Regions from separate parts of the Homo sapiens genome. Here regions 1, 2, 3, 5 and 6 are each linked to region 4. The links are chromatin contacts, found by Hi-C or POLR2A ChIA-PET in ENCODE. All regions are on one chromosome and are shown on one strand. The core of a region is the stretch at or near the end of the contact, and the rest is flanking DNA. Distances in the headings are between cores, read along the strand shown.

Region 1 (2,966 bases), core at 444-2,943, 940 kb after region 4:
CTGGAATACAGGTCCCTGCCCGGTGGGCCAGGGCGGTTGCCCTTGCTTCAGGCTGAGTTTTGGCATTAGAATGTAAGAGTCCAGCTCCCAAGTAAGATTAAAATAGAAACACAGGCTAGGTGGGGTAGCTCACACCTGTAATCCCAGCTACTCAGGAATTCCTTGAACCCAGGAGCCAGAGGTTGCGTGAGAGGAGACTGCACCACTGCACTCCAGCCTGGGCAACAGAGCAAGACTCTGTCTCAAAAAAAATAAATAAAATAGAAACATAGGCCGGGCACGGTGGCTCGTGCCTGTAATCCCAACACTTTGGGAGGCCAAGGCAGGCTGATCACCTAAGGTCAGGAGTTCGAGACCAGCCTGCCCAACACGGTAATTAGCTGGGTGCGGTGGTGCATGCCTGTAATCCCAGCTACTCTGGGAGGCCAAGGCAGCAGAATCATTTGAACCCAGGAGGCAGAGGTTGCAGTGAGCCAAGATTGTGCCACTGCACTCCAGCCTAGGTGACAGAGAGAGTCTGTCTCAAAAAGAAAAGAAAAGAAACATAATTACCTATGGCTGTTCCTGAAGTCGCCCATGATGTAAGAGGTTTTGTGTGGCTGCCCCCTACAGAGCAGCGGTTGGCAAACTTTTTCTGTGAAGGGCCAGAAAATAAATATTTTAGGCTTTGCAGGCCTCTGTCTCAAGTACTGAATTCTGCTCTTGTAGCAAGAAAGCAGCCCGGGGCAGAACTTAAGCAAATGAGCAAGACTGTGTGACACTAAAACGTTATGTATAAACACTGGAATGTGAATTTCATATGATTTTTCACATGCCATGAAAAGTTCATTCTTCTTTTGATTTTTCCCCTAACCATTTAAAAGACATAAAAACCATACTTAGCTCAAAGGCCGTACAAAAACAATGCCCCCCTGCTTAAAGGAGGCAGAATCCATTCTTTGATTTTAGGACTAGAGATATGAAAAGCTATTATTATTTCAGAGAGGTGCCTAAGGCCTGACCGACGGCAGAGAGAAGGGAGGGTCAGTTAATCTCCCTCTGAGCATTCCGGGGTGAGGAGGGGAAAAAAGACCTTCCTTGGTGATGGATTCAGAGCCCTTATTTATTTTTGTTTGTTTTTGAGGCAGGGTCTTTCTCGTATCTTAATCTGTTTTCTTACCTGTAAAGCGGTGGCAATAATCCCTACCTTGAGCGATTATTAAGAGGGCTCAATGAGATAAAGGATGGTAAAAGATTTTGCAAAATGCGAATGTTTACTCACTTAATTGTTTCCACAGATGCGCGCTTAAGATCGCGCACTGAGTTTACTCCTCTGGGGAAGGCTTCTACGAAGTTTGATGGGACACTGTCCCTTTAAATCCTCCCCAACCACTTAAAGTGGTTGGACGAATCAGCACATGCGCATTCCTTTGAGGGGCCGGCACCTGGAGCAACAGCCTTCCCAGAGCCTGTAGAGGGGAGGTTAAAGGTCCTCCCACACAGTACTTTACGCAAGCGTAAATCATGATTGAGAGCCCTATATCATGCAGAGAGCCCAGTCCCTTTTTCGCGCCCGAAGGCTCCGCCCCGCGCAGCCAATCAGTAGGCCTCGCCCTTTGCAATAGCCAATGACAGTGAGCGTAGGGGGCGTGGCTGGGCGTCCGGAGGCGCGGCCTGGCGCCTAGAGAAGCGGCGGGGCGAGCCGGGGGCTCTAGTGAACAGCGGAGCCGGACGGGGATCGCCGGCGGGCGGCAAGCGGAGGCGGCCCAGGCCCGGCGGTCTCCGAGATGTCACGATGGCTGTGGCCATGGTCAAACTGTGTGAAAGAGCGGGTCTGCCGCTACTTGCTGCACCACTACTTAGGTCACTTCTTCCAAGAGCACCTCAGCCTGGACCAGCTCAGCCTCGATCTGTACAAGGGCAGCGTTGCCCTGCGAGACATCCACCTGGAAATCTGGGTGAGGAGCCAGGCCCGAGTCCAGGAAGGTGCGGAGGGTGGGAGCGCAGCGACCTGAGGCTCCCTGCGGCAGGATCGGGCTGGGGGATCAGGCACCGGGCGTAGAGAGGCCAGGGGAATCTTGCCCTCTCCAGGCGTCAGAGGCACCCCGGCTGGCCTCTTCAGTTCCTTACCAGAGCCAGAAACTGAGCGGGAAGGGGTTTCTGTCTCCACGGGAGGAGAAACTGAGGCTGGAGAGGGCAAGATCACCTGTCTGGAGAATGCAAGACAAACTCGTCGAGTTTGGGGGCTGAGTTAAGGAGGTTGGCTCTCGGGCTGAGGAGGGGCTGGGGAGGGAGCGTAGGAACTGAGCTGGGCCAGGGCAGTGACAGACTTGGGCCTGCGCAGCTGGTGGGGGAAGCTGGTAGGGGTCCGGAGCCCTGGCGAGGACACCTGTGGATCATGTGCCCTGACCTCTTGACCCCACGGTCCTGAGCCCGTAGGTGGGATCAACAAACCACCGGATGTGTATGTCAACAACCGCGTCAGTACGTCAGTACCAGTGTTGATCAACACCTCGTGTGCCTGGGTCGCTGCCTACTTCCTGCTTTTGGGAGAGTGGGATGGGCCAAGTGGGTGTCTAGGGAGGGACTGGATGGCCCCCACCTACATCTCCCACCGACCCCCCCGGCTCAGTGTCCCTGCCTGGAGGGAGGCCCTGGAGGAAAGGTGGGGAGATCTGGCTTCAAGCCGGGAGGAGGCCAAGGGAGATGCTAGGGAGGCCAAGAGGTGTAAGGTCAGAGGCTTGAGGCTGGGAACGGTGAGGAGCCCTGACTCACAGCTCAGCTGACCTGGGGAGCTTTGAAGGAGCCACCAATTAGAGGCGCGTCCTGGTCGATCCACCAGGTCCAGAGCAGCAGGGGTGGGCATGGAGGCAGGGACTTCTCAGTTTTGTGGCTGGACTCAGGGGGCTGCTAATCTGGGCAGAAGAGCTAGGCTTTGGGGGTAGGCCAGGCCCTGGTGAGCAAATGTGGGGTAGGATAATCGTGGG
Region 2 (2,936 bases), core at 119-2,618, 620 kb before region 4:
GTGCCAGGCACCTGTAATCTCAGCTACTGGGAAGGCTGAGGCAGGAGAATCACTTGAACCCAGGAGGTGGAGGCTGCAGTGAGCTGAGACCGCACCATTGCACTCCAGCCTGGGCAACAGAGTGAGACTCCACCTCAAAAAAAAAAAAATTGATTGACTCTAACTACCTAGTATTACAGATGGGGAAACTGAGGTTCAGAGAGGCTAAGAGCCTTGCCTAATCCCACAATGGAGACATCAGCAGCAGAGATCCTCATCTCTAGGCTCCCAGCCCAGGCCCCTCCCTGCTTCCTTGTTCAGTATTATTTTTTTAAGACGGAGTCTCACTTAGTTGCCCAGGCTGGAGTGCAGTGGCATGATCTTGACTCACTGCAACCTCCGCCTCCCGGGTTCAAGCGATTCTCCTGCCTCAGCCTCCAAAGTAGTTGGGACTACAGGCGTGCATCACCATGCCCAGCTAATTTTTTGTATTTTTGATAGAGACGGGGTCTCGCTATTTTGTCCAGGCTGGTCTCGAACTCCTGGCCTCAAGCGATCTGCTTGCCTTGGCCTCCCAAAGTGCTGGGATTACAGGCGTGAGCCACCGCGCCTGGCCTTTGTTCAGAATTCTTTACACTTTCCACTGTGCTCACAAGGATAAAGTGCCAGGCCGCCAGCTGGAAGGCTCAGCCTTTAGCCAGGACTCGGCCCCAGACTCCTAAAAGTCAAGTCCATTGCTTCACTTTTCTGTACCTCCGTTTCCTCCTCTATAAAAGAGAGAATAACCCCAATATTACCAGGTGGGTGCGCTAATCAGATGAAGTCGCCCTGGACGGAAAGTATCCACAGCAATAAATGATTTTGCTTGAAACTGTCCCATTCTCATCCCTCTAAATGCCTTTTCCTTGGCCCTCCATTCTCCTGCTCGCTCCCTGTGCTCCACCAGGGAAGCCACAGAAGTTCACAACCAGAAGAAAGCCCATTTTACAGATAGGGAAACTGAGGCTTGGAAAGGGCAACAATTTACTGAAGGTCTGACAGCCCCGTTGGAACCCGGGGATTCCCCAACCCGGGGCATTCTCCCCGCCACGCCCCGTCCCGGCTGGGACAGAGTGTCCAGCCTCCTCGCCCTGCCCCGGCCTCCAGAAGCCCCGCCCCAATAGCACAGCCTCGAGGTTCGGAAAGGGCTGTTAACTCTTTGCTCCCCGGAGCACTCCTTGGCCTCGAGGGCGGGGTGAATTTGGAGGGGGTACTGGAGAGTGGGCAGAAAGGGAACGATTTTGCGCTCAGTATGGATTCGCCTTGGTCCCCCGGGATGACACGCTTTGACCCCAAAAGCCCAGGCGCCGCGCCTCACCTGCAGCAGCTGCTCCGTTCGCAAACTCACTTCCTGCTTCCGGCTCCCCCATTCATTGGGGCTCTGCGAACCCCGCCCCCCTTGGCCAACTGCCTGGCCTCGGGGTCCGGATGGGCGTCAGTACCAGCCAATAGACGCGCCAAGACGAGCTTCTCGGCTCGCCCGCTCCCGCCCCCAGGCGCTACGGGGTGGCGCGCGGATTGGCCCTGCGGGCTCGGCCTTTTGTCAGCAGGCCGCACACGCGCCGGACCGGGTACCGCTGTGCCCGGCCTGGCCGCGGCCTAGTCCCGGCAGACGGGACTGACGAGGTCACCAAGCCCAGGCCGAGACGGCGCGGGTGTCAGGGACTTGGGAATCCCCCTCCCCCAGTCCCGATCCCGCTTTCCTTTGGGGTTTCACCTCAGAGGACCCGACAGCACTCTTGCAGGTGGGAACCTACACAATAGGAGTAATGTGGCTCCACCTTCCTCTCGGGACTCGGGACCTGGGGGTGGAGACTTGGAAGTTGCAAAGCTCTCGGTGCCGGGAATCGGGGCTACGGTTGAGTGGGATCGGGCCAGGGCTGAGGTGGTCCCACCCGTGTAGGGGCGCGGAGAAACGCCTCGACTGCTTCACTGTACCACCACCCACCCGCCACGGGCCTGGAAGGAGCCGCTAAACATTCCCGAGCCTCAGTTTCCTTAGCACAAACAGGCTGGTAGTTTCCTGGTGCTTGCCAGATGCCTGATGGATGAGAAAGCCTCCTGCGGCCCCGAAAGGGAGTCCAGAGCAGAGGCGGGCCCGCGGTCCACTTTTACAGGTCTGGACGGACTCACGGGACCACGGTCTGGGTGGGGCATGCGGAAGGGCCTAGGCCAAATGGGGAGTAGTGGTGAGGGCCCAGGGTCAGACTGGGGGGTGGAGTGAGGTTGTCTGGGAGTCTTGGCTTTATGAACCGGAAAACCAGGCTAATAATTGAATCCAATCCAAGGGATATTGTAAGTTGTGATGTGTTGACTGCAGTGCCGCTCCCTATAGTTGCGCAGGGTGAGGGGCGTTTGGGTACTGAAATCCCGCACGGTCTCCTTGCTACGCCCGTGTCTAGGCCAGACAGCCTCTGCTTACCATAGACACCAGTTTCTCATCCACAAAGGTGCCCAAGGCCCTGCTTGACACAACAGTGTTACAAGCTGTTAGCTTTGATGATTACTTGTTATATGGGGGAGTTCAACAAGTTGGTCGGTGTCCTTAGGAAAGTCACCCCTCTTCTTTCCTGTGCCTCCGTTTTCATTGTCTTTAAAATGGGTATAAAGTTGGCTGACAGGTGAAGTTGAAATGTGCACAGGTAAGGGAGGTAGTGCTGCCCACTGCCAGCAGGGGGCAGCTCAGGCAAGGAAAAGACCCCAGTGCTCTCAGGACCCCCCAACCAGCTACGTGATCACATTTTTATGATCACAGATAAGATGAGCATATACTGAGGTCCCTTGCTAGCAGTTTGGCATGGAGGACCTCATTTAATTCTTGCAAAAATCCTGAGGTATGATCACTTTACCCATTGTACAGATAGGGAAACTGAGGCTAAGAGGTTCGCCGACTCCTATAACACCACACAGTTCAGATA
Region 3 (2,937 bases), core at 335-2,834, 520 kb after region 4:
GAAGAACCTCACTACGTTTAACTCCCAAAACCTAGGCAAGTCTGATACTCCCCCAGTACAATGAGAATCTTCCTTTTTATTTTTGGAGAAACCTGTGTAAAACATCCCCTTACAATGGGATGAGGGAAGTCAACAAAGACGCAGGGAAACAAAGAAAGAACATCTGAGTCAGGAAGGATAACTGGATAAATGGTAGATCAACAGTGTCATTTCTAAATTGAGAAAAATGTCAGCCTGAAGAAAGAGCTGGGGAAACTGGAGTGGGCAGATCAGAGAGAAAGACAATAGCGTTGGGAGGAGGGGTGGCTGAAAGAGACAGCAGGATAGAGCAGAAAGCAACTTAAAAAAAAAAAAAACAAACCACAAGAGGAGGAAAGGCACTTAGCTTAATGGAAGTGGGAAAGCATTCTCAAAGAAAAGGCTTCAGGCAGGAGGGAGAAGCAACTTACTCTTTAAAAAGGCTCTTAGGAAGAGTGGGGCTCAGGCCACGACAAAGACAGATGAGAAGCTGTGAGTCCCTTAGAAGAGTTACCGAACCTTTACCTCGTCATCCAGTCAAAATGCAAAAACCCTGACTGGACAGCTAGACACCACTCAATTTTCCCACCCTTGCACCAAGCCCAACATACCCATTAAAAGAAGCTCTATTCGCCCACCATGCATTAACCCAATCTAAAACTCATTCTGATTCTTCTGTAGGAATAAATCAAGTCCCAAAGCATCTTTAACTCACAGGAAGCAGTTCATAGGCCAGCGTCCATGGCCCCAACAGCTATTAACTTTAACTTTGCTTGAAATCTGACCAGCACAATGGTATCGTATAATAGGAAGAATGCCCACCTAGATGCCCCTTTAGGCTAAGCTGTCCTGAACGGCTTCGGTCCAGTTGCAGGTTTTTGATGGCTGCTACTGGACGGGGCCAAGGCCCACTCCCCTGAAGTTCCTTCCCTTCTGGATCCGCTCCTCGATAAATTCTTCCCAAGAATATTTGTAGTCTTAGGTACCTGCCACCCAAGATCCTCCCAAACATCACGGGGCTGCCTGGAACTGAAACAGCCAGCCCCGCAGTGCACTCCGCAGGGGCCGCCGAGCCTGTTGCTGCAGCGAACGGGACGGGACGGGGCGGGGTGGGCGGCGGGCCAGCCGTAGGGCCGCCCGGGCCTCGGCCCCGCTCCTCCGGACTGAGGCGTCTCGGGAGAGGACCGGGACGGTGAGTCTCGCGTGCAGGCAGGGCGCCATGCTCTGGAAACCGTCAGCCCCGAGGAACGCTGAGGCCACACAGCCCCGCAGGGATGCCGCCCGTCGGGGCTCCAGTGTGCCCCCACCAGGGCCTCCACAAGTTTCCAAAGAAGCGCAACGTCTTCTCCGGAGTCTCCTGTTGCCCTCCCCACCAGGAGTCGCAACATGGCTTTCCCGGGGATGTCCCTCTCTCCGCCTAGTCCCTTCCCCCACCGCCCCCTACTCCCAGGCCCTTTACAAAACCTGCCGCCCTAGGAGAGAAAGAAACGACCACTCACAGCTTCACTACATTCTCCACCACAGCCGCCATCTTCCCTGTTCCTCTGCCTCGGGCCGAGAAGCCCCACAGTCCGCAGCGCGCAGGCGCCGGGACCGCACCGGGGTACCAGGTTCCTTGCCCTCTGCGCAGGCGCCGTCCGGGCGCGCGCACTAGAGCGAGCACTGAAGAAAGAGCTTTACGCCTGTTCGCGGGGGCCGGGTAGGAAATGCGTGGACCCCACGGGAGCCCGACGCGCAGGCGCAACCGGAGATTGGCATGCATCCCGGAGCTCCGGTTCGAGGCTTGCCTCTAATATTTAGAGGAGCAGGAGCCGGGGCCGGGCGCGGTGGCTCACGCCTGTAATCCCAGCACTTTGGGAGGCCGAGGCGGGCGGATCACGAGGTCAGGACATGGAGACCATCCTGGCTAACACGGTGAAACCCCGTCTCTACTAAAAATACAAAAAATTAGCCGGGTGTGGTGGCGAGCGCCTGTAGTCCCAGCTACTCGGGAGGCTGAGGCAGGAGAATGGCGTGAACCCGGGAGGCGGAGTTTGCAGTGAGCCGAGATCGCGCCACTGCACTCCAGCCTGGGCGACAGAGCGAGACTCCTTCTCAATAAATAAATAAATAAATAAAGGAAAAAAAGAAAAAGAAAAAAGATTAGCTGGGCATGGTGGTGCATGCCTGTAATCCCAGCTACTAGGGAGGCTGAGGTGGGAGGATCACTTGAGCCCAGGAGTTTGAGGCTCCAGTGAGCCACTGGAGCCACATCACTGCACTCCAGCCTGGGCAACAGAGCGAGGCTCCATCTCAAGAAAAAAAAAAAAAAAAAGGAAAAAAAATATATATACATATATATATACACATATATATATACACATATATACATATATATATATACACATATATATACATATGTATATATATACATATGTATATATATATATATATATATAAATATAATCACTAAAGCTGAAAATACACATACCCTATGACCCAGCAAAGTCCACTCCTGGATATACACACAAGAAAGCTGTACAAGAAGCTGAGTGCAATGCCTCATGCCTGTAATCCCAGCTACTTGAGAGGGTGAGGTGGGAGAATCACTTGAGCCCAGGGGTTCAAGACCAGCCTGGGCAACATAGCAAGATCCTGTCTCTTAAAAAAAAAAAACAAAAAAAAACAGGCCAGGAGCATTGGTTCACGCTTGTAATACCAGCACTTTGGGAGGCCACGGTGGGCGGATCACGAGGTCAGGAGATCGAGACCGTCCTGGCTAACATGGTGAAACCCCATCTCTACTAAAAATACAAAAACAAAATTAGCCGGGCATGGTGGCGGACGCCTGTAATCCCAGCTACTGGAGAGGCTGAGGTGGGAGAATGGCGTGAACCTGGGAGGCGGAGTTTGCAGTGAGCCAAGATCGCGCCACTGCAC
Region 4 (3,064 bases), core at 565-3,064:
AGGACTGTAAGTAAGAGGTGCTTGGGCATCCTGGCAGTTGGGGAGGCCTGAGATGGGCACGCGGTTGGGTTTGGGAGCGGAGGAGCAGGCTGCGGGTTAAGAAGCCCAGACACAGGTAGAGGGGAGAACACTTCGTCATTTTTGTGGCTAATCGGAAGTGGGAGACCCTCAGGGAGGTTGAAGATGGAAACCCTACAAAGGGCTTCAACCTGAGAAGCCTGAAAGACACGTATAGCTGAGTTGGACACAGGCGACCCGCCAGGGTTTGAAGCAGCACCCGGCCTCTAGCTGCTATGCCGGAAGTCGCAACACGCAGGTCTCCAGCCTGCGAGGAAGGGAGAGGTGGGCGCCAGAGCTCCAGTCCCGCCCCTCAGGACTGTGCCTAGCCCACGGCGCAGTAGCCCCAGCCAAGCTAAATTGGACCAATGGGCTCCGGCTCCCGCCTCCCGCCCGCCGCGGCCTTATAAGGAGCCTCAAGCCGGCTGTCGGGCTGGCCCCGCCCCCTCGAGTCTCTTGTCCTAATAAGGACATCTAGGGCATCCCGCGGCTGGGGGCGGGCGAGAGCGCGTCTCCAGGGTAACTGCGAAGCCCCCCTCTCTCTCCCCGTTGCTCTTGGAAACTCTAAGGCTCAGAAAAGGGGGCGCTAGCCTCATATTCATGTAGGGTCGCTCGCGGGAGGCGGGGTCAAGCTGCTGTCTCCACCTGGAGCGCCGGGAGTCCGGGCGGGGGCGGTGCTGTGGAATGTCCCCGACTACAACCCCCGGTATGCTCTGCAAGGTACCCCACTCCCAGGCATCGCTCTCCGTTTACACCCTTAATTCCGTTTATAGGATTAGGGCCCCCAGTTCCCTTTCTGGGTTTGCCTCTGACTTGTTTGCGACCCAGTCTTTTCCTGCAGAGTGTGAGGCTGTGGTCACTGTTCTAGAACAACAAAATCATCCCGGAGTCCCCCGCTCGTTTCTTTTTTTTTTTAAGGCATATACTACCACAGAACTTGTCTCAGTTTTGCGGATGTTAGAATAACCATGTACCTGGCTATCAACTCGAGAGCTGGGTTCAAGTCTGGTTTAATATCTATTTCTTCTCATTGGCACGTAAAGGCATGTAAAGAAGCCTTGAATTGAATGCACAAACCCTCGTCTTTACCCTTTAACGCCTCATGACTTTGCCAAACATCTTTAAACAAGAACAAAGCTCTCAGAGATTTCCTTGTACCTTTCCCCTGTGCCTTTTCCTCCTATTCTTGTTTTACTGACGTTGGACATGGCCTTTTTTCAGGAGACGAGAGTGGCTTTACACATGCAGAGTACTAGTGTTTATCCGACTGACGACGCCTTCATACTTGTGATTTCCTTTGCTTTAGGTCGGGATTCCAGGCTAATCAATAGTTGCTTCGATTCAGAAATGCAAAACCCTAACCTCACTCAAAAATTTCAGGCCAAGGGATCCAGATAATACCAGATGGGTCTTAAGAAAGCCGTTTTGCTGTGGGATAAAGAGCCGCTTAGTCGGGGATCGTTTTCGGGTCATTTTACTGAGCGCCGCCTCGCCGGGCTCAGAGCGGTTCCTGGGAAATTGGACCAATGGGCTCGCGCTGCGCGCTGCGGTGCCGCCCAGGACCTGGGCCTACATTTCCCTACATGCACTGCAGCTCGGAGCCGGCCGGCGGGAAGACTCCGTTACCCAGCGAGCGAGGCGGCGGCGCAGGGCCAGCGGACTCCATTTCCCGTCGGCTCGCGGTGGGAGCGCCGGAAGCCCGCCCCACCCCTCATTGTGCGGCTCCTACTAAACGGAAGGGGCCGGGAGAGGCCGCGTTCAGTCGGGTCCCGGCAGCGGCTGCAGCGCTCTCGTCTTCTGCGGCTCTCGGTGCCCTCTCCTTTTCGTTTCCGGAAACATGGTGAGCGGCAGGCCACGGCGCCTGAGGGAGGCGGCTGCGGGTCGGTCGCCTGCGCGCGGGAAGCGACTGGGGAGCGACGTCCGCACCCCCTCCCCCAGCGCCCCGGGCGGGATGAGGGTCTCGCACGAAGGGGCGGGCGGTGCCGGAATGCGCGTGCGCGCCCGTGGGCGCCGGGGAGGGCCGGTCTGGACGTCGCTCGCGCTCCGCCTGGGCTCCCCTCCCCCACCCGCTGGTGCGCCCGCGCGGACACCGGCCGCGGGGGGAGGGGTTCGGGGCGCGCGCTGGGGCGCCCCTCGCGGAACGGCCGGCGTCGCGCCTTTCTTCTTAGGGGCGCGCTCTCGACTGGAGCATGCGGCGTCCAAACCCGGCCCGGGGGCGGCGAGGAAAAAGCGCGCGAGAGGTCTCGGCGCGCGCGCCCCACCCAAGGCTGTTCCTGTCTGCGCGTCACCCTCCCTCGGCAGCCGGGTCCGTCTCGGGAGCAGGTGGCAGGGATGCCTGCGCCCGGGAGGGGCGGGTGCTGGCGCGGCGAGGGGTGATGCTGGGAAGACGGGGTCCCGGTTGGGGCGTGGGTGCCTGCGATTAAGGCCTTGCACCGCAAGGCTTGGAGGGGGCATCGCAGAGACCGCGGCCCGTTCGGGAGCGCATCTAACGAGCTGCGTTCTCACCCGTGCATCGGGCGAGGGCTGGAACGGCGCTGTCTGTCGGCGCGTGCGCGCACGCTCAGGCCCGGCCGCCGGTGCCGAAGCCCTGGGCCAGCGAGGCCTTCCCGGATGGGCCTGAGTGAGGGTGGAGCCGAGTTTAGGGAAGTGACCCAGGCGGGCACCGCCCGGAAACCACCCCGCCCCCTGTATACGGCCCGAGGGCTGAGAAAACCGAAGGTTATGTAGCTTGCCCAGGCTCCTGCCTGCAGGAGATGGGTCTGATACACCCGTTGTTTTAGGGCGATTCCACAGGGTTAGGGACCTGGAGATGCTGCTGCCTCTCGGATACGCGTTTCTGCATTGGTGAGGGGGCCGGGCCCAGCCGATCTCCTGTCCCCGCCCACTCCGGATGCGGCCGAGTCACGTGGCCGGCTTCTTCTGCAGTTCCGGGGAGTTTGGGGGACCAGATTTACCTTGGATTGCCCCTCCCTCTCCTGGCTCGGGCACCCCGAAGCACGACGCAGAG
Region 5 (3,309 bases), core at 662-3,161, 720 kb after region 4:
AAGTCCCTAGAACAGGAGACACTTGATCCATATTTGTAGACTAACTGAATAAATGACTTAATTACCAGTTTGGATGTGGGGGCAGATAGTGAGCATGATGCCCGTTTCCGGAGCTGGGGTGCAGACAGTGTCTAGGGACACTGAACTGTTTTAAAAGCAGGATAGATCCCGGCTGGAGACCACACAAGGAAATCATCAGCACCTGGGTCAGGGGCTGGACTGGAGCAGAGGAAATCATGCAGGAAAAGTAAAGAGAAGGACATCAGGTAAAGAGAAGAGGACACATGCATAGCCAGAGAGAAAAGAGGAGCAGAGGCATGTGGATCACAGAAGCTTAGGGAGGAGACTTTCAAGAAGGGGAGAGAGGTTGAGTCAAGCAAGGGCTGAAAGCCAACCATTGGATGCAGTCACTAGAAAGTTACAGATAGGCAAGGTGTTGTGGCTCACGCCTGTAATCCCAACACCTTGTGGGGCTGAGGTGGGAGGATCGCTTGAGCCCGGGAGGTCGAGGCTGCAATGAGCCCTGATGGCGCCAATGCACTCCAGCCTGGGCGACAGAGCAAGACCCTGTCGCAAAAATTAATAAATAAATAAATAAAAAGAAAAGGGGGAAAAAAAGTTATACGTGGCCTTACGGGGAAGCCAACTCTGACTGGTTATAAGCTGAAACTGTCAAGTCAACAGGTGGCAGGGAAGATGGCTGAGACCAACAGCACAGAGATTTAGAGGCAGACAGACCTGGCGCCAATCCTAGGACAGGTTTTGGTAAGCCTTTGAATTTCAATTGCCCCACGTTTCGGGGGAGGGGGTAGCACCCCCTAGCTCATAAACCTTAGTGATTGATGATTAAATGAGATGACGGAGGAAAACGCAAGGCACAAAGTGGATGCATTAGCTCCATTTTGTTAATCAGCAGGCTTAGTTGGCTGCGACCCAGACACGAACTAAAATACAGTGCAGCCCAGGACCAGTGGGGGTCTTGCTTATGGCTCAGAGCTGAACAACACATGGGCAGCAAAATCAGACACTGAGATGCGGGCAGGCCTGCGACGCTGAAGTCAATTCCTTTGAACAAACAGAACACTTCCGTCCCAAGATTAGCAGGAATTAATCTCCCAGTCTCGGGTACACCTGGTTGTCCCTCCCTGTCCTGGCGCGGCAAACGTTCCCGGAGGCCAGCCAGGGATCACTCGCCCAAGGACTGAGCTTTCCCTACTCTCAGCCAACTGGAGCGGGACCAGGGCCTAGGCAACGCAGCTGTCCGCCCCTAACAACCACTCACCTGCTTTCCCCTTTCTATAGGCCAGCAAAGGTACATTCTTTTTCTTATTGGGCCGCGTAACTTATCGCAACCAATCAGTGGCAGCCACGGGACCCAACTCACTCCCACACAACTTGTGGGGGTGATCATGGAGAAGACAAATTTTTGTTTTCCGCATCCAGTTCTCTCAGAGAGCACCGTATTTGTCAAACTGTTGTGACTCTCCCTAAATGTTTAAGAAAACATTTCATTCCCCTCAGGCTTGTATAGTCTGTCCCTGGCCTACTCCCCGCTCCAGGTGGTACAGCCCGCAAGCGGCTCCCCTTCCCAGCTGCTCGCGGGGCCGAGTCCCCCAGTCCGAGGAGGCCACTCAGCGCAGGAGCCATACCATCTGTGACTAATAAATAATAGGGGGACCTCCGACTCCCCCCTGTTGCCTTATTACCTTCCGACCACCTCTCGGACCTCTTGCCCAGCCCTTCCCCGTAGACATCACCCCAGATACGGTGGTGACACCATTGCTATGGGCCCACGTAGGGCGCAGTGCGAGCCAGGGCAGGACGCACTTGGTACGACCCACGCCGCGCCCCGCGCCGCCGGAAGTGAGGTGTCTGACCCCCGAAGTTCCGGTTCGCAGGGGGTGGGGAGTGTTGTTAACCGGAGGGGCAGCCGCAGTCGCGCGGATTGAGCGGGCTCGCGGCGCTGGGTTCCTGGTGAGTGGGGCGAAGTCTGGCCCGAGTTGTGGTTGGGGTCGGGACCCGAACCTTCCCCTTGAGGTCTCCGGAGTCGGCACGCCCCTCAGCCCCGCCGCACGCTTTCGGCCTGTCAGCTGGCCGGAGACCTCAGACGCCGGTGCGGCCGCTTTGCTCAAGCCTGGGCCCTGCCTGCGACGCCCGCAACTCCTGGTGCTCACAGGTGCGCGGCCGCGAGGGCGACCCGGCTCCTCCCGTCCCGCTGCTGCTCTCTCCCGTCCCGCTGTTTTTGTGGTGCTCTGAGTTGACACTACTCCGGGGGTCGGGGGACCCCAGGATTCCAGGCTGACGTTCCCCGCCCGCTCCCGCAGGGCGGGCGTCCGAACTGCCCACCCTAACACAGCTGTCACCGGCGCTGTCGCCTGCCCAGCCTGCTATCCTCTGTGCCTTGGCTGCTCTCAGCCCTGGCTGCGCATTCCCGCCCCTGGAGCAGATTTCTGCTGTTGCCTCCCACCCCATCTTCTCCACCGGAGGGTCAGCGGTGCAGCTCCCCCTCCTCCAACATTGCAGCTTTTCCTCATCACCTCCCTAGAGGAGGCGGCTTGGCAGGCAGCGTGGAAAGAGCCCTAGATTTGAAGCAAGACTGACCCAGGTTCCAGGCCTTGCGTCAGTGTGATCACTTAACCCCTTCGAGTCTAATTTGTAAAATGGGGTAGCGTAAGCTATTCTTTGTCTGATGATTTCGAGGGCGAAATGTGATTTCCCCCCCACTTTCTCCTATGAATTGAGGCTGTGCCAGGCACCGGGCTATTTTGCACAGCACGAGCATCACATAAGTTATTTTCTTGCCCCATGCAGGTCTCCGGGCCAGGGCAATGTTCCGCACGGCAGTGATGATGGCGGCCAGCCTGGCGCTGACCGGGGCTGTGGTGGCTCACGCCTACTACCTCAAACACCAGTTCTACCCCACTGTGGTGTACCTGACCAAGTCCAGCCCCAGCATGGCAGTGAGTTCAGGGCTCAGGGAGGGAGGAACTCCCTGGGAGGGAAGGAGGAGTCTGCCTGGGCAAGGGGCGGGGCTAGAGGTCAGGTAAGTAGGGAAGTAGCCGCCAGCTGCCTAACTTTGAATAAACTGTGATGAGGATGTGGAGGATCCTGCATGATGAGTCCCAAGGAGAGGAAAGCAGAAAGTGACCTCAAACCACAGCCTCTCCCCACTCCTAGGTCCTGTACATCCAGGCCTTTGTCCTTGTCTTCCTTCTGGGCAAGGTGATGGGCAAGGTGTTCTTTGGGCAACTGAGGGCAGCAGAGATGGAGGTAAGATGTCGGCTGCCCCAAAGGTGAGGGCAGGGTGCT
Region 6 (3,288 bases), core at 682-3,181, 600 kb after region 4:
TCATGCTTACCACATACATTTCTGACTATGATCAGGTTTTCCACTTAAGTCTTTTTTTTTTTTTTGAGACAGAGTCTCGCTCCTGTTGCCCAGGCTAGAGTGCAATGGTGTGATCTCGGCTCACCACAACCTCTGCCTCTCATGTTCAAGCGATTCTTCCGCCTCAGCCTCCTGAGTAGCTGGGATTACAGGCATGCGCCACCACGCCCGACTAATTTTGTATTTTTAGTAGAGACAGGGTTTCTCCATGTTGGTCAGGCTGGTCTCAAATTCTCGACTTCAGATTATCCACCTGCCTTGGCCTCCCAAAATGCTGGGATTACAGGCGTGAGCCACCACACCTGGCTAGTCTTCTTTTAAAAAGAGAAGGACCGAGCCTGCTGGCTTATGCCTGTAATCCCAGCACTTTGGAAGGCCAAGGTGGGTGGATCACTTGAGGTCAGGAGTTCGAGAGCAGTCTGGCCTACATGGTGAAACCCCTTCTCTACTAAAAGTACAAAAAAAAATTAGTCGGGCCTGGTGGCGGGCGCCTGTAATCCCAGCTACTTGGGAGGCTGAGGCAGGAGAATCGCTTGAACCTGGGAGGCGGAGGCTGAAGTGAGCCGAGATTGCACCACTGCACTCCAGCCTGGGTGATAAAACAAGACTGTCAAAAAAAAAAAAAAAAAAAAAGAGAGAGAGAGAAGGCACTGGGCATGAAGACTTGAAGTATTCTGGTTTCTGAAAGGAATTTCTCACCATAAATTAACGTTTCGTTATCTTTTTGTATATAAGAAGTTCAAAGTGTTGAGTGGTTAAGGCAGGTGCACATTCATACCGATTCTAGAACTTCCACATCTCCCAGGCTTTGCTTCAAATGACTCCTTACACTGCTCTACAGCTTGACCAACACGATGGACCCGTATGATGCAGCACGGGACTCCAAGGCAGGACACCTGGCTTCACAGACAGCTCAGGCAATTAGCTTTCCTTGTCTGTTTCTCCATCTGTAAAGCTCCCTAAAGCTCCTTCCACAGCTCAAATTCAATTTTAGGAACCTACCTCAAGGGATTCATATTTGCACAGACCACCAACAGCTATGATAAAATAACTGATGGATCAGCAGAGGTTTAAGGTGTAGGCTGGAAAGGGAGGAGCCAAGAATAAAAAGCTACATTTCAAAACCCCCACATCTGTTGCTTTGTTACCGGGGCTTCAACAATTTCCAAACTCAGGTGCCACCAGTGCCTAGTCTCTATCTAGCACATCCCAATTCCGCCTTTCGGGAACTTCGAGTTGGTTTAAAATCGTGCTGCATATTCCTATTTTTGATTTGGCATCCAAGCGGTACCCGGTGGGCATTTCAAAGTCCCCACATCCTAAATCTCAAAACTCAAGTTTGATTCTTCATCTCACAGCCACCGAGAACTCTGCTCCAGGGGAAGTGGAAATTGGAAGCGCTCCACTTTCGGTTCTAGGCGCCGAGGAACTCGGGCGAGAGCGTGGAGCACGGCTGCAGGGCGGGAGGGGTGCGGGACTCACATTTCTCAATTAGAGCCTCCTCGCAGTCTAGGCCGAAGATCTGCAGCTCCTCCGCCAGCTGCTGGGCGGATGCGGACATGGTCGCCCAAGCCAGGGGCCGGGGAGCCGGCCCACCCAGCTCCGACCTGCGCCCAAGAAGCCCACGGGGGTGGCGAGCGATGAGCTCCTCGCCCTCTTATCCTTCCCCCCTCCGCGGACCGTGACAGGAGGTGACTGGCCCAAGCAAGACCTCAGACCGTCAGAAGGCCCCGGCCGTCGGTCACAGAGAAATACTTTTTTTAAAAAATGAAGGGGTGGCTCCCAAACGCCCTGAATGGAGGGAGCAGAAATCTCGAGAGGACGCTCTCCTGGTGAGAACGTCCTGCTTCCCAAAAGCTACCGCTGAGCTTCTCAGTGACGGTGGCAGAACTGAGTGGCCGGAAAAACCCGCCAAATGGTTTGTGCAGTGCACGCATGCGCGAAACCGGGAGCCAACCCCAAACCTTCCCCTTGCTTTCCCCGGCTCATTCCGGAACCCCACGCGCGCACGCGCGGCCCAGGGCGCGTGCGCATCAGCGGGCGTGTGGGCGTCTCTACGCACGCGCCTGGCGGCCCGCCAGTCAGCAGCTGCGCAGTTCTCTCTCACGGCGCGAGAATGCCGGTTGTGACTCGCAACGCCCGGGAGTTGCCTACAAGGAAACTGAGTCTGTGTGCGGATGCCTGTTTTCTGGGCATCGGCTGCTCGATAAAACTCAGTGGCGCATGTTTGTCACCCTTTTGCCCTGTTCCGTGGTGCGCAGGCGTTGTCGTGCGCGTGCCTTCGACTATCTAAAACTTACTGTACCCCCTTCTCCATTCCCCTTGTCATCTCTGCCTGTTGTGCCCTTGGTTCATCCTAAAAGAATGGCTTCAGTAGGGAATCTGGTTGCCATGGTTATTATCGTGCTTATCACCGTGGTGCCAGCCACAGTGATGGGTATGTTTTCTGAATCTGGGGCATTTGGGGGGATATGAGGTGGGAAGGTGACGGATAATTTAGTTTTGGACACGTTAAGTTTGAGTGCCTCTGGGATTTCCAGGTAGAGATTCCCAGTGGGTGACTGGAGGCTTGGGAGTGAAGGTAGGTCACTCAAGGATAGAGTTTAGGGGTAAGATGAGAAGAGGGTTCTCCCCTTGAAATACACCGTAATTCTTTGAGCCAAAAATCTCAACCGTAGGCGTCATACAATGCTGGTGGGATGGTATAGAGCGTTTCGAGAAAACAATTTAGCAATATGTATCAGGAACCTTTAAAATGTCCATCCCAGGCCAGGTGCGGTCACTCACGCCTGTAATCCCAGCATTTGGGAGGCCGAGGCAGGCGGATCACTTTGTAGCAGGACGAGCCACAGACAAAACTCCTCAGACACCCGAGTTAAAGAAGGAAGGGGTTTATTCGGCTGGGGTCATCGGCAAGACTCCTGTCTCACCAGCCGAGCTCCCCGAATGAGCAATTCCTGTCCCTTTTAAGGGCTCACAACTCTAAGGGGGTGCGCCTGAGAGGGTCGTGATCAATTGAACAAGCAGGGGGTACGTGACTGGGGGCTGCATGCACCAGTAATTAGATCAGAACAAAACAGGATAGGGATTTTCACAGTGCTTTTCTATACAGTGTCTGTAATCTATAGATAACATAACTGATTAGGTCAGGGGTCCATCTTTACCAAGCCTAGGGTGTGAGGCCGGGCTGTCTGCTTGTGGATTTCATTTCTGCCTTTTAGTTTTACTTTTTCTTTCTTTGGAGGCAGA

Evidence for each region. Hi-C counts contacts between places; a loop is a spot of excess contacts on that map. ChIA-PET counts read pairs that join two places held with the same protein, here RNA polymerase II (POLR2A). Pooled maps may share reads with other maps.
Region 1: a pooled map shows a loop between it and region 4 (8-fold over the local background). The contact joins the promoter of ATG2A here to the promoter of CFL1 in region 4. A Hi-C loop is called at or near these places in 2 of 168 maps with a recorded cell type or tissue (both CD8-positive, alpha-beta T cell) and 9 of 50 pooled maps.
Region 2: a loop to region 4 is called in a map of gastrocnemius medialis, with 6 times the contacts of the local background. The contact joins the promoter of DPP3 here to the promoter of CFL1 in region 4. A Hi-C loop is called at or near these places in 2 of 168 maps with a recorded cell type or tissue (gastrocnemius medialis and posterior vena cava) and 8 of 50 pooled maps.
Region 3: a pooled map shows a loop between it and region 4 (9-fold over the local background). The contact joins the promoter of DPF2 here to the promoter of CFL1 in region 4. A Hi-C loop is called at or near these places in 3 of 50 pooled maps. POLR2A ChIA-PET finds 5 or more read pairs at or near these places in 3 of 52 experiments (CD4-positive, alpha-beta T cell, activated B cell and activated T-cell).
Region 5: a map of gastrocnemius medialis shows a loop between it and region 4 (14-fold over the local background). The contact joins the promoter of SYVN1 here to the promoter of CFL1 in region 4. A Hi-C loop is called at or near these places in 2 of 168 maps with a recorded cell type or tissue (CD4-positive, alpha-beta memory T cell and gastrocnemius medialis), 2 of 37 single-sample maps with no recorded cell type and 10 of 50 pooled maps. POLR2A ChIA-PET finds 5 or more read pairs at or near these places in 5 of 52 experiments (CD4-positive, alpha-beta T cell, MCF 10A, activated CD4-positive, alpha-beta T cell and 2 more).
Region 6: a loop to region 4 is called in a pooled map, with 28 times the contacts of the local background. The contact joins the promoter of POLA2 here to the promoter of CFL1 in region 4. A Hi-C loop is called at or near these places in 10 of 50 pooled maps.

The regions. Positions count from the first base shown.
Region 1 is chr11:64,915,936-64,918,901 of GRCh38, reverse strand. ATG2A (autophagy related 2A) reads left to right here and starts at 1,693. Exons shown (of 41, transcript NM_015104.3): 1 at 1,693-1,937. The coding sequence starts at 1,767. It also overlaps a transcript of PPP2R5B not described here. RefSeq lists an enhancer at 1,292-1,421 and a silencer at 1,472-1,781.
Region 2 is chr11:66,478,866-66,481,801 of GRCh38, reverse strand. DPP3 (dipeptidyl peptidase 3) reads right to left here and starts at 1,368. Exons shown (of 18, transcript NM_130443.4): 1 at 1,337-1,368. DPP3-DT (DPP3 divergent transcript) reads left to right here and starts at 1,553. Exons shown (of 4, transcript NR_120586.1): 1 at 1,553-1,763. RefSeq lists enhancers at 1,229-1,398, 1,975-2,542 and a silencer at 1,539-1,588.
Region 3 is chr11:65,332,499-65,335,435 of GRCh38, reverse strand. DPF2 (double PHD fingers 2) reads right to left here and starts at 1,584. Exons shown (of 11, transcript NM_006268.5): 1 at 1,518-1,584. The coding sequence starts at 1,549. RefSeq lists a silencer at 1,143-1,232 and an enhancer at 1,283-1,332.
Region 4 is chr11:65,856,930-65,859,993 of GRCh38, reverse strand. CFL1 (cofilin 1) reads left to right here and starts at 1,814. Exons shown (of 4, transcript NM_005507.3): 1 at 1,814-1,897. The coding sequence starts at 1,895. It also overlaps a transcript of MUS81 not described here. RefSeq lists enhancers at 39-88, 609-698, 1,259-1,328, 1,719-1,768, 1,702-2,242 and silencers at 359-438, 1,849-2,248.
Region 5 is chr11:65,133,121-65,136,429 of GRCh38, reverse strand. It overlaps SYVN1 (synoviolin 1), which reads left to right and starts at 1,911. Exons shown (of 16, transcript NM_172230.3): 1 at 1,911-1,974; 2 at 2,812-2,960; 3 at 3,178-3,270. The coding sequence starts at 2,829. RefSeq lists silencers at 1,232-1,415, 3,132-3,308 and enhancers at 1,401-1,910, 1,269-2,172, 2,461-2,530.
Region 6 is chr11:65,260,605-65,263,892 of GRCh38, reverse strand. POLA2 (DNA polymerase alpha 2, accessory subunit) reads right to left here and starts at 1,931. Exons shown (of 18, transcript NM_002689.4): 1 at 1,522-1,931. The coding sequence starts at 1,600. RefSeq lists enhancers at 1,020-1,905, 1,662-1,911, 1,906-2,793.